Regions from separate parts of the Mus musculus genome. Here region 2 is linked to region 1. The links are chromatin contacts, found by Hi-C or POLR2A ChIA-PET in ENCODE. All regions are on one chromosome and are shown on one strand. The core of a region is the stretch at or near the end of the contact, and the rest is flanking DNA. Distances in the headings are between cores, read along the strand shown. Region 1 holds the start of Car14 (carbonic anhydrase 14). Region 2 has its middle 28 kb from the start of Gm9054.

What was found. A loop is a pair of places that touch in the nucleus more often than their neighbours do. ChIA-PET counts read pairs that join two places held with the same protein, here RNA polymerase II (POLR2A).
Region 2: POLR2A ChIA-PET joins it to region 1 with 15 read pairs in Patski. The contact joins the enhancer-like site here to the promoter of Car14 in region 1. A Hi-C loop is called at or near these places in 1 of 37 maps with a recorded cell type or tissue (heart). POLR2A ChIA-PET finds 5 or more read pairs at or near these places in 4 of 5 experiments (Patski and embryonic stem cell).

Annotation. Positions count from the first base shown.
Region 1 is chr3:95,902,729-95,906,549 of GRCm38, reverse strand. Car14 (carbonic anhydrase 14) reads left to right here and starts at 1,865. Exons shown (of 11, transcript NM_011797.3): 1 at 1,865-2,230. The coding sequence starts at 2,176.
Region 2 is chr3:95,955,584-95,959,404 of GRCm38, reverse strand. No RefSeq gene overlaps it. Among named protein-coding and RNA genes, the nearest start is that of Gm9054, 28 kb to the left of the region's middle. Within about 2 kb of position 1,869, at least 1 of the 3 ENCODE cell types and tissues checked has a DNase peak (open chromatin) inside an H3K27ac peak, as active enhancers do; it is heart, where a contact is called at or near this core.

The sequences.
Region 1 (3,821 bases), core at 616-3,115:
CGAACCCATTCCTCTGGAAAAGCAGCGAGAGCTATTAACCACTGAGCCATCTCTCCAGCACCAGGGCTAAGACTCCTTTGAAGCAGTATTTTTTATTTTTTATTTTTTATTTTTTGAAGCAGTATTCAAAAGTGTAGGCAAAGTCCCCAAACTCTCAGCACCAACTGCTGTCCAGAAGGAATCCCAAGTTTTAAAAATTCGTAGAGAAGCCAAGAGGTGGCGCCAGGCGAGACGCACTTCCTGGGAGGCTGAAAGTCGGTCGTAGATGCTGCAGGGGAGCTCTGTCCTGATAGGGGTTATTCTATCCAAACCTCCTCTTTCCTACCTTGTGAAATATGTGTCAATTCTCCTTTCACCCCCACCCCACCCCCCTCTTAACTTTCCGGACACCAAAGAAATCTTAACTTGTATTCACATCTTTTATTCTTCCTAGATGGGACTGGATGAGGCTTTGGAAGAACTTTAAGACGGAAACTTTTTTTTAGGGGATGAAGTATTCGCAAAGCGATAAAACGTTGTGTGTGTGTGTGTGTGTGTGTGTGTGTGTGTGTGTGTGTATTTTAAATATATATATATATTTTTAAAAAGTCCTTACTCTGAAGCTCAGTCGTGGGACAGAAAAGCACTCTGAGCTCCTGTCTCCGCAGGAGTGATGACCTGGCACATGCATTATTCTGTTCATTTGGCTTTTATCCCGTGCCCTTGTTTGGCTTCTGCTCCTTTGTTTTGGCTATTTATTGCTACTTGATAGGAGTAAGGAGGGCAGAAAGACCTCACAGAGGTTATGGAGGAGAGATTTCACCATCTAGCTTGAAATTATCTGTGGTCTTCACACTCACTAATGAGGGACTTAGGATGTACATTCCGATCGGGATTTCTAGTCCCGTGGGGGAGCGCACACCAGCCACATTCCTGAGACGCCACGCAGCCTCCATGCTCCACTAGCAAACTCAGTTCCACCACAGCAAGTTTCACTTGATCCCACAGGACCTGCCTGGACCCTTTGTTGGGTGGGCGGGAAGCCCCTGGACCCCTCACCCACCTGGTCACATGGCCTTTCTATGGCCCCTCCCCTCTCTTTCTTTGGAGTCCGCCTTTTTCTCATGGTGACAGTAATTGTTTCTACAGTCACCCATCACTCCTCCTGCCCGGCCTCTCTGCTAGGGGTCAGTGTCCTCTTCAGTGACAAAAGGCGCCCTAGATCTGGGCTCCCTGGGGAGGGAGGTGGCTGGATCTGGTAGTTAGAATGCTGTCTCTCCCTGGTGCTGCGACAACCCCTCCCCCGCTGTGCACACAAATGGGCTTTATCCGGCAAACAAAACCGCACCCCCACCCCAGGCTACACAGGCACGTGGACCTAAGCCTCACCAAGGGAAGGGGGTGGTGACAGGCGCCAGAGAAAGACGAGGCAGAAGACAAATATTCTCCTCGCCCCACTTCTTGCTCTCCACAATCCAGATTTTAAAGTTTGACTTTCCACTCCCCACCTGCTCCCTGAGCCTCCAACTTCTGTTCTCCTATCTCCCGAATCTGAATTCTTTCTGGTTCCAACCAGCTCAACTTCTCTTGGTTTCAGAAACAGGTTCCCCACCAGCAGTCCCATACCACCCAGGGATGTGCTCCTCAGGCAGGGGAATGAGAACACGGTGTCCTGGGAGGGAGAGGTGCGAAACCCCCCTTCCCTGACCGAGAGTTCCAGGGGACACCCGTACGAGCGGCAGTGTAAATAGCAAAGGAAGAGCTCACTCCAGGGTCCTGAGCCAAGGCCAGGGCGCTGGGCTCTGCTGGGCCATCCTGCATGCCTAATCCGCTATTTAAGGAGCTGCTCGGCTGCAGCCCAGGCACCACCCCCCTCCTCACGTACACCGGTTTCGAGCCACCTTAAAAGCGGGAGGCAACTGTGAAGTTGCTGGCCAGTAAGTGGTGTGGAGATTACGAAGGGACATACGGAGAGGGCAGAGAGAGGAAGAGAGAGAAAGTGAGAGAGGAAGAAATTTATCCTGGGATCCAGAAGTTCGTGTTAACCTGTGGAAAATCAAGTCCCTGGAAGTCTGCAGAGACAGAGACAAGAAGAAAAGAGATAGAACGCCAGAAACTCCTCTCTCTCCCTCCCTCTCCACCTCTCTCTTCTAAACCCCAAATTCCTGGTCCCTTGTACCCCATTGTGGGGATAATATGTTGTTCTTCGCTCTCCTGTTAAAGGTGACTTGGATCCTGGCTGCAGATGGGGGTAGGTACAACTGGGTCTGTGCTAATGTCCACCCGTAGCCATGTGTACTTATGTGGGGGAGGAGAGGTTTCAGAAAGGGAAGCCTAGGGGCTGGGGGGTAGGGGGGGGAGGCATGGGGTGGGAGAAAGACTATGGAGGAGATCCTTCCATTCTTTTCCTTTTCCTCTCTAACCCAGCGATTACTGCTATCTCTGCGACAGGGAGAGCTAGCCAGAGGCCAGTGTGTGAATGCTCAGGAGTGTAGGACACTCGGCCAGCTACAGTTCTCCAGTCCACTCTTTCCCCACTGCCCTAGTCCCGGGCAGCCCTCCTGCCCGTCTTTGTTTACGCACTCTGCTGGTTAGGGAGAGCAGGGGTGAGAAGGGACACGTGCTGCAGTCCTGCCCGACTCAGACCCCGACCCTCTGCTGATCAAAGGATAACTCCATTACCTGCCAAGGGGCAGGGGCAGCTGGTCCATTTCCCTGAAAGGAACACGACTAAACGTTTGCTCAGCTCTTTATAGTGTACAAAGGGCTTTCAGGATTAGGAGAGAGGTGGGGAGACGTTGGAGAAAACAAGCTAAGTTGTTTCTGGAACGCCTGAAGGATTCCCACAACTTTTTTTGTTGTTATTGCTTATTTTTATTTACTTTTTTTTTTGAGACAAGGTTTCACGTGGCCAGACCTATCTCAAACTCACTCTGTAGCTGAGGTTAGACCTGCTTGGCTCTGCCTCCCCATGCCTGGTTTCTACACCCTGTTTTTGTGCTTCTCAGGCCCCATTCTGTATCCAGCACATAGTAGGTGAGGGATTAAAGTTTATTGGAAGGACGAGGTGGGGGGGGGGATTATCTAGAAAGCGAGAGGAAGATGGGACCAAGGGATCCAAAAGAAAATGAGGAGTCACAAATCTCTTCTGAGAAGAAACAATTTGGAAAGAGGAAAAAAGAGGCATTAGAATCAGCTCAGAGCATTTCACAGGAAGGGCAGGGCACCTTCACAACAGCCAGAGAACTCTAGTTGTTGGAGTATCCTAAAGAGATAGTGAAGGAGGGGTGGGGGGGAGCTACTCGCAGAGTTGCCCCCGCTGAGGAATGGAGCGGTGTGAGCAGTTAAAGGAATAACAAGCAAGATGGGCATTGGACCACACGCTTGCAATCCCAGCTCTCAGGAGGCTGAGACAGGACTGCCACAAGTTTGAGGTCAGCCTGAAGCACACTGTGAATACAGGGCCAGTATGGACTACAGAGTAAAATCATGTCTCAAACAAAATAATTAAAAGACTAATGAAGAGGAAAAGGAACAGGGTATTTCCCCCCAGTTTCTAGAGTTAAATAGAACAAGCCAATCTCCAAGAAGACTTCCTTTTCTCCTTGAAGCAGGTTAGCCGTGGGGGGGGGGGGGGGGTGACTCTCAGACCCCTAGCGTTTTGGCCAGAGATAGAACTGCATGAGATCCTGGCATGTGACCCGGCTGGCAACTCTCCTCTCTACACACAATGCTACACTTTCATCCTGTCTTTGCCAGCCTGGCTGCCTGTGCCCACCCACCACCCTCAACATAGACTAGGCCCTACCCCGACTCCTGCTTTTCTTGAGCCATTTGAGCCT
Region 2 (3,821 bases), core at 620-3,119, 53 kb before region 1:
CTCTTGGACGTGGCGTTTCACCACAGCAATAGTAACTCTAAGACGAATGGATATGAATAGTTTGCCTAAATGTATGGCTATGTATCAAATGTGTGCAGTACCTGTAGAAGCCAGAAGAGGGCATCAGAACTACTCAGGCTGGAGTTACAGATGGTTCTTAGTTATGGAACTTAAAATCTTGTTTGTCGGCACTTTGGAGCACTGTGATGGCTTGCAATACAATTGCCCAGCGGCTCATCTATTTGATGCTTGGTCCCCAGTTGATAGAACTGTTTAGGAAGGATGAGGACATGGGGCCTTCTTGGAAGATGTGTGTCACAGAGGGAGAGGACTTTTAGGTTTCAAAAACCTACACCATTCTCAATTAGAATTCTCTCTGTCTCTCTCTGTCTCTGTCCCTCTGTCTGTCTCTCTCTGTGTGTGCGTGCATGTTTGTGTGCTATGCCTGTGAATAAAGTATAGGCTTTTAGCTACTGCTCTACCCCAGACCTGCCTGCCTGCTCCCATCCTCTCCACCCCACCCTGCCACGATGGCCATGGACTCCAGCTCTCTAGAATTGTGAGCCCCCAAATGAAACGCTTTCCTTTGTAAGTTGCCCTGGTCATGGTGTCTTTTCACAGTAACTAAAACATTGCACTGCTGGAGGACCTGAGTTCAGCCCCTCCCACCCACATGGTCCTCACAACCTCCTGCTGTCCATAGTGCAGTTCTGAAGGCCCCAGTGCCCTCTGACCTCCGACGGGCACTGGGAACATGCATACTTGCAGGCAAAACACTCATAGAAACAAAATAAATAAATCTACAAATGCTCAATTAAAAAATAAAAATCAGATGTCAGCAGCTTGTCCACTTTCACCTGTGTGTGAATTTTCAATATCAATACTAGAATATGAGTCAAAAAGAGAAATCAAATATTGTAGCAAACAAATTTCAGTATTCAGCTTTATAGCCATTTAAGTAAATGTGTCCCCCCCCCCTGGAAAATGGCAACACTTGTGTTATAAATATTAAAAGTGGTTACAGGCTCATAGACAGGAGGCTGAGACCAAATATGCTCTATCAGGAATGTTAGATGTCACATCAGAGGCAGCCATGACCTGAGTCTGAAGGGAGAGAGCAAGCCTGAGGTTCAAACAGAGGGCCATTAGGAAAAACAGACGTCTGGATAGTGTGATGGGCTTCTGAGGGGAGAATGACAGACAGACAGACCTTCTGTAACAAAGAGAATTCACTCCTTGGTCTTACAGGTTTTCCATCTGACACATTTGCCAGATGTCATGAGGCAGGAGAAGGCATGGAATAAAATAAATTAGGGTTCAAGGTTGTCTTGGTCCTGGGCTTACAGCTGCAGGATTGGGGGGTGGGTGAGACTACAATGCCACACACACACACACACACACACACACACACACACACGCAATCGCGAGCACACACACTTATCAACTCTGTCCAGAGAGGGACTTCAGGGTAGTGTGAGAGGATTTCAGCTCAACAAAGTAAGGGCCTGTCTCAAGAAGGAGAAAAAGAAGAGAATGAATGTGAAGCCGGGGGTTCAAGTACTTGGGAACCTGAGGCAAGAATATCATAATTCCTTATCAGCCTGAGCTGCAGTGAGAGACTATTTTACAAAGAGGAGAGGGAAGGACAGAGGAGAAGAAAGGAAGAGAGGGAGGGAGAACGGGGAGGGGGAGGAAAGAGAGCAGCCTTTAGTCATTAAATTTTTAATAACGGGCCCTTCCAGGAATGCACACTACACTCCATTACCAACACTTTCCCCAGACAGAGTGTACTTCCAAGTGTGTTCCATTTTTAGTACAAATAACGGCTCCTACTGACTGACTAGGAATTGGGAGGCTGCCAACTGACTGGAGTGACATTTAAAAGGAAGTTCCCACCGTACTCTTTCACAGTTTAATTTACATAGATGACAGTTTGGTCTTTCTTGGAAACAGTATTTAGATTCCACAGACTCTGAAAATGCAGTATTAATATGACTACTAACATTAGAAGTAGGACTTAAAACTCAGAAATAAGAATAGTAATCTGATCTGGGCCTAGTGGTGCCTGCCTTTGATCCCAGAGCTTGGGAGTCAGAGGCCTGCAGATCTCTTGTGAGTTTAGGCCAACCTGATCTCTACATAGTGTGTTCTGGAATGGCCTGTCTCCAAAAAAATAAGCAAGGCAAGAAAGAAAAAGAAGAGGAAGAGGAGGGGGGGGAGGGGATAGGGAGAGGTGAGAAAGAAGAGAAGGAGAAGGAGAAGGAGGAGGAGGGGGAAGGGGGAGGAGGAGAAGGAGGAGGATGAGGAAGAGGAGGAGGAGGAAAGAAGAAGAAGAAGAAGAAGAAGAAGAAGAAGAAGAAGAAGAAGAAGAAGAAGAAGAAGAAGAAGTAGTTCTATATTAAATGATATCATTTATATTCTCTACAGATCTGATTAGACCCTTAGTTTTAACTGCATAAAACTGAAGGCCTGGTATTAATATTAGTATATTACAGCCAGCATGGCTTGGTGCCTTGACCTGATGAGGAGCCATGAGAGAATAAAGGACAGACACTCAAGAAATGAAAGATACACAGATGGAAAAGCTGGGGTCAGGTGGGCTGTGTGCACTCTGATGGAATGGCACCAACTACCTGGCATCTTAAAGTGTTTATTATTAGGTACAGCACATCGGGGAGGGGTCAGCTAATCTTGGTAGGCAGTCTCTCTAAACAAAAAGTCTCTGAGAACATCCAGGAAGAGGAAGATGGGTTGCTAGTCTTTGCATACACTAGAACTTGCACACTGTCAACTTTGTCACTTAGACTAGAGGAAGAGTTTGCAGACTCTCTGAGCCTCCCCGGAGGAAGGCTTTGCCACACCCATGGGTCCTTGGCATGACCAAGCCCCTATCAACCATACACATTCACTGAGAATGCCATCCACTCTTTACAGTCACTCAAGGCTTCCTCTGTGCCCTCTGTTACTATTTTAAAATAATTAGACAAAAGTAAAGCAGAATCCATAAAAATGTAATTATACGCTTTTAAAAAGGAAACATCACAAATCAATCATTGGTAACAGAACAGGTTAGTGTGGGGTGATGCACAATTTGAGGTTATGCAGAAACAAGATTACTCAAGGAATGGCCCTGCTTCTGACAGGCAGCTAGCAGGCAACCAGGGGTGTCTGGTGTCCCCACTGAGTTCCCTAGAGAGAGGGGATCCAAGTTCAGGAGCATTACCAAGGTCACTCCTGCATTTGAACACAGTGCACCCCGGGCACTTCCAGCTCTCTCCTGATGGCGAGTGAATGGCCCATGCATCCTGCCAGTTGTACGTCGGTTGTACATCAGGGTTCTGATGAGATTACAGGTGTCCTTCGCTCAGCCAGTTTGTGATTGGTGATCTCAGGAATATCTGTTGGGACAGCCTGTCTTCTAAGGTGCTCTGTCTCACCTTGTGTAAACAATTTCAAAACGAAAGACTGCAGGAGACACACATGGCATCTTATGGCTGCAGCAATCTCCTCATTCCCAAGCCCCTCATGATGCCCCTGTGAGGGGTGGCAGCCAGCTTTTTCACTTGGGAGACCCTCTCAACTTCCCAAGGGAGCGGGCTGCCCTCGCTGTGTGCCCATCTGTTGAAGGTCAGGCTCTCCCTACCTCTGCGCCTTTGCACTGACTCAGAAATCTAAAGTTTGGTGCTGAACCTGGGCAGGGCATCTCATGTCCACTGGAGGCCCGAGCCCTGCACATGGACCTCCCGTGTTCGCATCCCCAGACTAGACCTGTGTGGGCCTGGCAGGGCCAGGCAGCCATCCCTCTCAGGCAGCTGTTTCTT